Linked DNA regions of Homo sapiens: region 2 is linked to region 1. Evidence: chromatin loops called from intact Hi-C (ENCODE). Cell type or tissue: stomach. All regions are shown on one strand. Each heading gives the region's core, and the rest is flanking DNA. Links, peaks and the distances in the headings are about the cores only. Region 1 overlaps LOC400499 (putative uncharacterized protein LOC400499). Region 2 holds the start of LOC101927131 (a long non-coding RNA gene).

Region 1 (2,925 bases), core at 184-2,683:
GAAAGTCTTATAATAAGTGAATTGAGTATTGGTTTTTTGTTTAATTAAAATTAAATGAAAAGTTTCTCTGTAACCAGTAACATTTTAGATGCTTCATAGCCACATACTGGAGAGCGCGGGCCAGATTGTGGGGTCTTTTATTTGTTGTAAATGATGTAATTGTTTTGATATTTGGGCTTTTATTTCAGCATAGAACACTGTCTGGCATGCTATAGGTACTTGGTAAATTGTGTTGGTTTCATAAAAGAATGCACACTGATCAGAATTGACAGCTGAGAAAGCTGAAATGGGACTTGATTTCATTTGCTGGCTAGAGATGACACTCATTTCAGTCCATTTCAGATCTCTTCCTGGAAGTGAGTAGGATCTGATTGAAGAATTTATTACCTCCAGTGTGCAGTGTTTTCCCATCCTTGGTTAATCTGTTAAGAATTTATCATGACATGAACTTCATTTTTCTGAAATTTAAAAAATATTTTAAATGTGTTCAAGCGTTCAGGAAATGGAAGGGGTACAGGCTTAATTCAAGCACAATGCTCTCAGACCTCAGCTCACTTCTGCAGGTCATGGTGGCTGGAGGCTGGTGGGCCAGGCTGCTTTGTAGCCTAGCTGAGCAGTGAAGCAGATGTAGGGATTGTCTGTTGAGCAAACAAGCAGGATGCTGGGCTTGTGCACAATCGAGAACGTAATGATTACGCACACATATGTTTAATTTGGTGCCCAGTGTCCGAGTGATCAAAGAGTTGAAGGAAAGTTGGAAGGGAAATTGATTGGGTTGAATGTCTTTGAAATGTGGTTTTATCTGTTGATATTCTACTTGAATGCAAAGAGGGTTTTGTTAGATGTGCCAAAATATTTAGGAGAAAAAAACCCTGCCAGATATCTTACCATGTCCAATGTTTTAAAGGGTGTAAACAAAATAGTATATAATGCACCCTACCTCCACCCCTCCCCGTTTTGGGGAAATGATTTGTTTTTCCTTTTTTTTTTTTTTTTGGGACAAGGTCTTAACTCTGCTACCCAGGCTGGAATACGATCGCACCAGGCAGTGGTGCGATCTCGGCTCACTGCAATCTCCACCTGTCGGCTCAAGCAATTCTCCCACCTCCCACGAGTAGCTGGGACCACAGGTGTGCACCACCACGCCCGGCTAATTTTTGTATTTTTTATAGAGAGGGGGTTTCGCCATGCTGGCCAGGCTGGTCTCGAACTCCTGAGCTCAAGCCATCACCCACCTCAGCTTCCCAAAGTACTGGGATTACAGGCATGAGCCACCGTACCCAGGCACAATGTGTTTTTCGAGGGATTAAACAGGTCAGCAAGTGTAGCAATGACCAGTCGAGGTGCAGCGGGGTGGTTTTGAGGATGGAAGTGGTATTATTGAAATGCCATCCTATGGAAATGGCTGCAGATGAATGCCTGCTTAATGCATAGGAGGGCACGGGTGATGCCTGGGAAAGATCCTGCAAGTGGCTGGCAGGAAGGGGAAACGAGGTTTGAAAGTAGGTGGCAGTGGAAGGGCTGGGTGGCTGGAGGGAGGGAGGGAGGGGTGCTGGCCTTCCCAGGGAGGGAGCTCCAGGAATCTCTGGCAGTTTTCTTAGCAGCCTGAGCTGGGGGCCGAGGGGCCACCTCACCACATCTGCTCATGCCCTGGTTGTCCTCTGCCCCTTCGATGGTGGGAGAAGGGAGACACTCAACAGGGAGCAGCACCAGCTCCTGCTATTTCCTGCAGCAGCCTCTTGGTCTTGCTGGTGTTCCATTCATTACTCATTTGCTCACTTACTGTCTGATTCATTCAGGATGAGGGTATGGCTGGGGACTCTGGAGCCAGAGTGCCTGGGTTCAAATCCTAAGGCTCCACCGTTAGCCAGCTGTGTGCACCTGGGCAAGTCACTTGGATGGATAGGAGACAGGAGAGGGTGGGTGGCTGGGTGGATGGATGGATAGGAGGGAGAGTGGGTGAATGGATGGATGCATGGATAACAGCGGGGAGTGGGTGGGTGGATGGATGGATAGGAGAGGGAGTGGGTGAGTGGGTAGATGGATAGGAGGGGGAATGGGTGAGTAGGTGGATGGATGGATAGGAGAGGGTAGTGGGTGGGTGGATGGATGGATTGGGGGGTTGGGGGGTGGATGGACGGATGGGGGGGTGGGTGGATGGATAGGAGGTGGAAGTGATGCGTGGATGGATGGATAGGAGGGGGGCTGGGGGTGGGTGGATGGATGGGAGGGGGAGTGGGTGAATGGATGCGTAGGAGGGGGGTTGGGGGTGGGTGTATAGGAGGGGTGTGGGGAGTGGGCAGATAGATGGATAGGAGAGGGGAGCGGGTGGGTGGATGGATAGGGGAATTGGGGGTGGGTGGATAGGAGTGGGGGTGGGGGTGGTTGGATGGATGAATGGATGGATAGGAGCAGGGAGCAGGTGGGTGGATGGATGGGAGTGGGGATGGGTAGATGGATTGATGGATGGGAGGAATGGAGACCTGTATTTGTTGATGGAATTGGCAGAGCTTGCTGACATATTGGACTCAGGTAGTGATGAGGGATGTGGAAGCACGAATGATTGGCAGCTTGAGCTATCAGGGATGATGGTGCCAGTACCCAAGATGAACAAGAGCAAATTGGACAAAGGGTAGGGCAATCACTTCCAGTCTTTGTGGCCCTCCCTCCCCTGAGGACATTTTGCAAAGTCTGGGGAGAGCTGGCATTATCATTTCTCATCTTCTTCCCAGAGTAAGGTCAGTGGCCCATAGCGTGGGGCTATCTTATGCCTCTTTCTGGCCTCACCCTGGTTCCATCTGATTTGCGATTTCAGAAATTCCAGATTCGCAGGTGGGGCAGGTGGCCTCCTGCATGACTGCGTGCACAGGTGAGTGATTCTCTCAGGACGCCTGATCACACCTCTGGTGACCAGGAGCCTGAGCC
Region 2 (2,925 bases), core at 324-2,823, 60 kb after region 1:
GCTACTTGGGAGGCTGAGGCAGGAGAATTGCTTGAACCTGGTGGGGTGGAGGTTGCAGTGAACCAAGATCACGCCACTTTACTGCAGCCTGGGCAACAGAGCGAGACTCCATCTCAAAAAAAAAAAATCTAAATGAATTAAAATTAAAGAAAATTAAAGATTTGGTTCTTTGGCTGCATGGGCCGCATTTCAGGTGTTCCACAGCTTCATGTGGCTCTGAAACATTGTCCTCATTGCAGAAAGTTCTATTGGTTGGCGCTGGTATAGACTCAAAACCTCTCTCCCACCCCTCCTGAAAGCCAACCACTGTTAGGGATTTTTTGGTGATTCCTTTCTGAGATGATCTATGCACACAGTCAGCACATGGAGTTAATATATCCACTTTAAAGAAAATAAGTGCCTCCTGTGTAGCGCAAATTGCTGTGTAATAGTCCGTGGAATGGAATTTATTCAGCTAGTTTAATAATGAAGGACTCTTGAGTTTTTTCCAGGTTTCTGCTCTTACAAATATTCTGCCATGAACACCATTCTCTCTGCAGAGTAAATTCTTAACAATGGAATTCCCAGGCCACAAGGTTTATATGTTTTTTCTCTTTTCTTTTTTCTTCCTTTCTTCCTTTTCTTTCCTTTCTCGCCCTGTCTTTCCCTCCCTCTATTCCCTCTCTTTTCCTCTTCCCACGTCTTTCCCCCACTTTCCCCCATGTCTTCTACCAGTCTCTTTCCCCCTCTCTCTTTTCCCTCTCTGCCCACCCCCCGCCTTCTCTTTCTTTTACAAGGTCTTATTCTGTGCAGTGATCGTAGATCACTGCAGCCTCAAACCCCTGGGCTCAAGCGATCCTCTTGCCTCAGCCTCCCAAGTAGCTGGGACTACGGCCTGTGCCACCATGCCCTTCTATTTTTCTTTTTTTCTTTTTTTTGTGAAGACGAGGTCTTACTATGTTGTCTAGGCTCGTTTTCATCTCAGTAGGTGCTTTTCTAGGGTTCTTACCCAAGGGTACCTGGACGGAACTTAGTCGTTTGAAGCCCCTGTCACTGTGTTGAAGTTCTGTGTCTGCCCTCCATCCTGCGAAGAAGGTTGAAAACTTCTATCCACTTTTCAGGAAGATGTGTGACTTCAAAAAGTATACAAATGTTGGGAGGCTGAGGCGGGAGGATCACTTGAGGTGAGGAATTTGGGACCAGCCTGGCCAAGATGGTGAAACCCTGTCTCTGTTAAAAATACAAAAATTAGCTGGGTGTGGTGGCGCATGCCTGTAGTCCCAGCTTCTTGGGAGGCTGAGGCAGGAGAATTGCTTGAATCTGGGAGGTGGAGGTTCCAGTGAGTCGAGATCATGCCACTGCATTCCAGCCAGGGTACAAATAGCAGCTTTAGACTTGATCCCACCAGGCATGATTGCTGGGCACCTTCGGCAGTGGATCTCCTGATTCTGCCTCAGTTTCCAGTGTCTTCTCAGAGAGGCCTGGAGTGGAGCATCTGAAGCCGGAGCTGGATGTCTTGCTGCAAAAATACATTCTCCTCTTCCAGCTCTGCCGTCAGCCTGGGTGGGGGAAGACCTATGTCAGGGGAGAGCTGTCTTCCTCCTAAAGCTCCACCTGCCTGATGGCTGAGACTTATGCCTCATTTTCAGAATTCCCAGGGGCCCTTGAACTTCTAGTTGTTTGCTAAATGTGCAAGCACGGATTGCCTCTACCTCCCCGTGGATCTTCCTGCTGGTCCCTATAGAGCTGCCTGCAGCCTGGAAATGTTTGCCTTTGGAGAAATTCTAGTTCCGTCTGCCCCAGACTCATCACAATTACAGTAACAGCCGGAACTCCGGAACTTTCTGGAGCCTGTTTCAGCAGACAGGAGGTCCCCCCTTCAAGTCCTCTGTAACCCAATACAAGATGAAGAAACTGAGGCAGATGAGCTCATGAATACGAAGTCCCAGAGCTTATGTTCAACTTGTCTCAAAGCTAATGGGATTTAAGGTTGGTTTAGGGAAGAATGTTCTGTTCAGTGCCCCCTCCTGCTAGTGTGCAGGGGTTGGGTCGTGGGTTGCCTGGAGAGCCCCAGTTTACGCCTGGTGACGTGACACATTTACAACTAGTGTTCTCTTTAACTGCAAAGTGTTCCGGTTTGGGTGAGAAATTCTGTGTTCACCCTGTTCATGTGCACCTTGAGGAAGCTCTGACGAGCACTGCACAGCCTCTGATACAGACTGGAGAAAGCCATCGCTCGAATGTGCCTGCCAGCAGGAAAAGCTGGGAGCAGAGTGGAGAGCGAGCATCTGTTTCTGTAAAAAGGGAAGGAGAAGGGTGTGTCTGTATATTCGTGTGTGCACACACATACATCCATACACATATGACATACACATGTCCATACACATACACATCATACACACGTCCATATTTACATACACGAACATCCACATGTAGATACAGCTGTACATACATTCGTATATACACACATATCTGTACACATGTCTGTACAGAGTCCATACACATCCATATTCACACACATCCAAATGCATATCTGTATGCACATTCATATACACACATCCACATATATACATATCTTTTCACATGTCCGTGGTGTACACACGTCCATATACATCCATATTCACACAGTCCACATGTGGACATATCTGTACACATTCATATGCACGCATCCGTATATATGCATCTCTTTACACACATACATGTCCATAAACACACGTCCATACACACATATTCATACACACAAACATCCATATGTAGACACATCTGTATATACGTTCATATATACACACATCCATATATATACATATCTGTACATATATCCACACACACATCCATATATACATATCTGTTCACATGTCCGTACACACACATCCATACACATCCATATTCACACAATCCACGTGTAGACATATCTGTATGCATACATTCATATACATGCATCCATAT

Evidence for each region. Peaks named below come from ENCODE experiments on the same cell type or tissue, not always from the same donor. Only the 100,000 strongest peaks of a DNase experiment are listed, where the experiment ranks them.
Region 2: it touches region 1 in a loop (3-fold over the local background); 2 of 110 quality-filtered maps call a loop at or near these places.

Annotation. Positions count from the first base shown.
Region 1 is chr16:11,523,364-11,526,288 of GRCh38, reverse strand. LOC400499 (putative uncharacterized protein LOC400499) reads left to right here. Exons shown (of 67, transcript NM_001370704.1): 2 at 2,816-2,869. Among named protein-coding and RNA genes, the nearest start is that of LITAF, 62 kb to the left of the region's middle. In stomach, for the core only: no CTCF peak of the experiment used is centred there; no DNase peak of the experiment used is centred there.
Region 2 is chr16:11,463,596-11,466,520 of GRCh38, reverse strand. The region is part of intron 23 of LOC400499 (putative uncharacterized protein LOC400499); the gene reads left to right. LOC101927131 (a long non-coding RNA gene) reads right to left here and starts at 1,261. Exons shown (of 3, transcript NR_110907.1): 1 at 989-1,261. In stomach, for the core only: no CTCF peak of the experiment used is centred there; no DNase peak of the experiment used is centred there.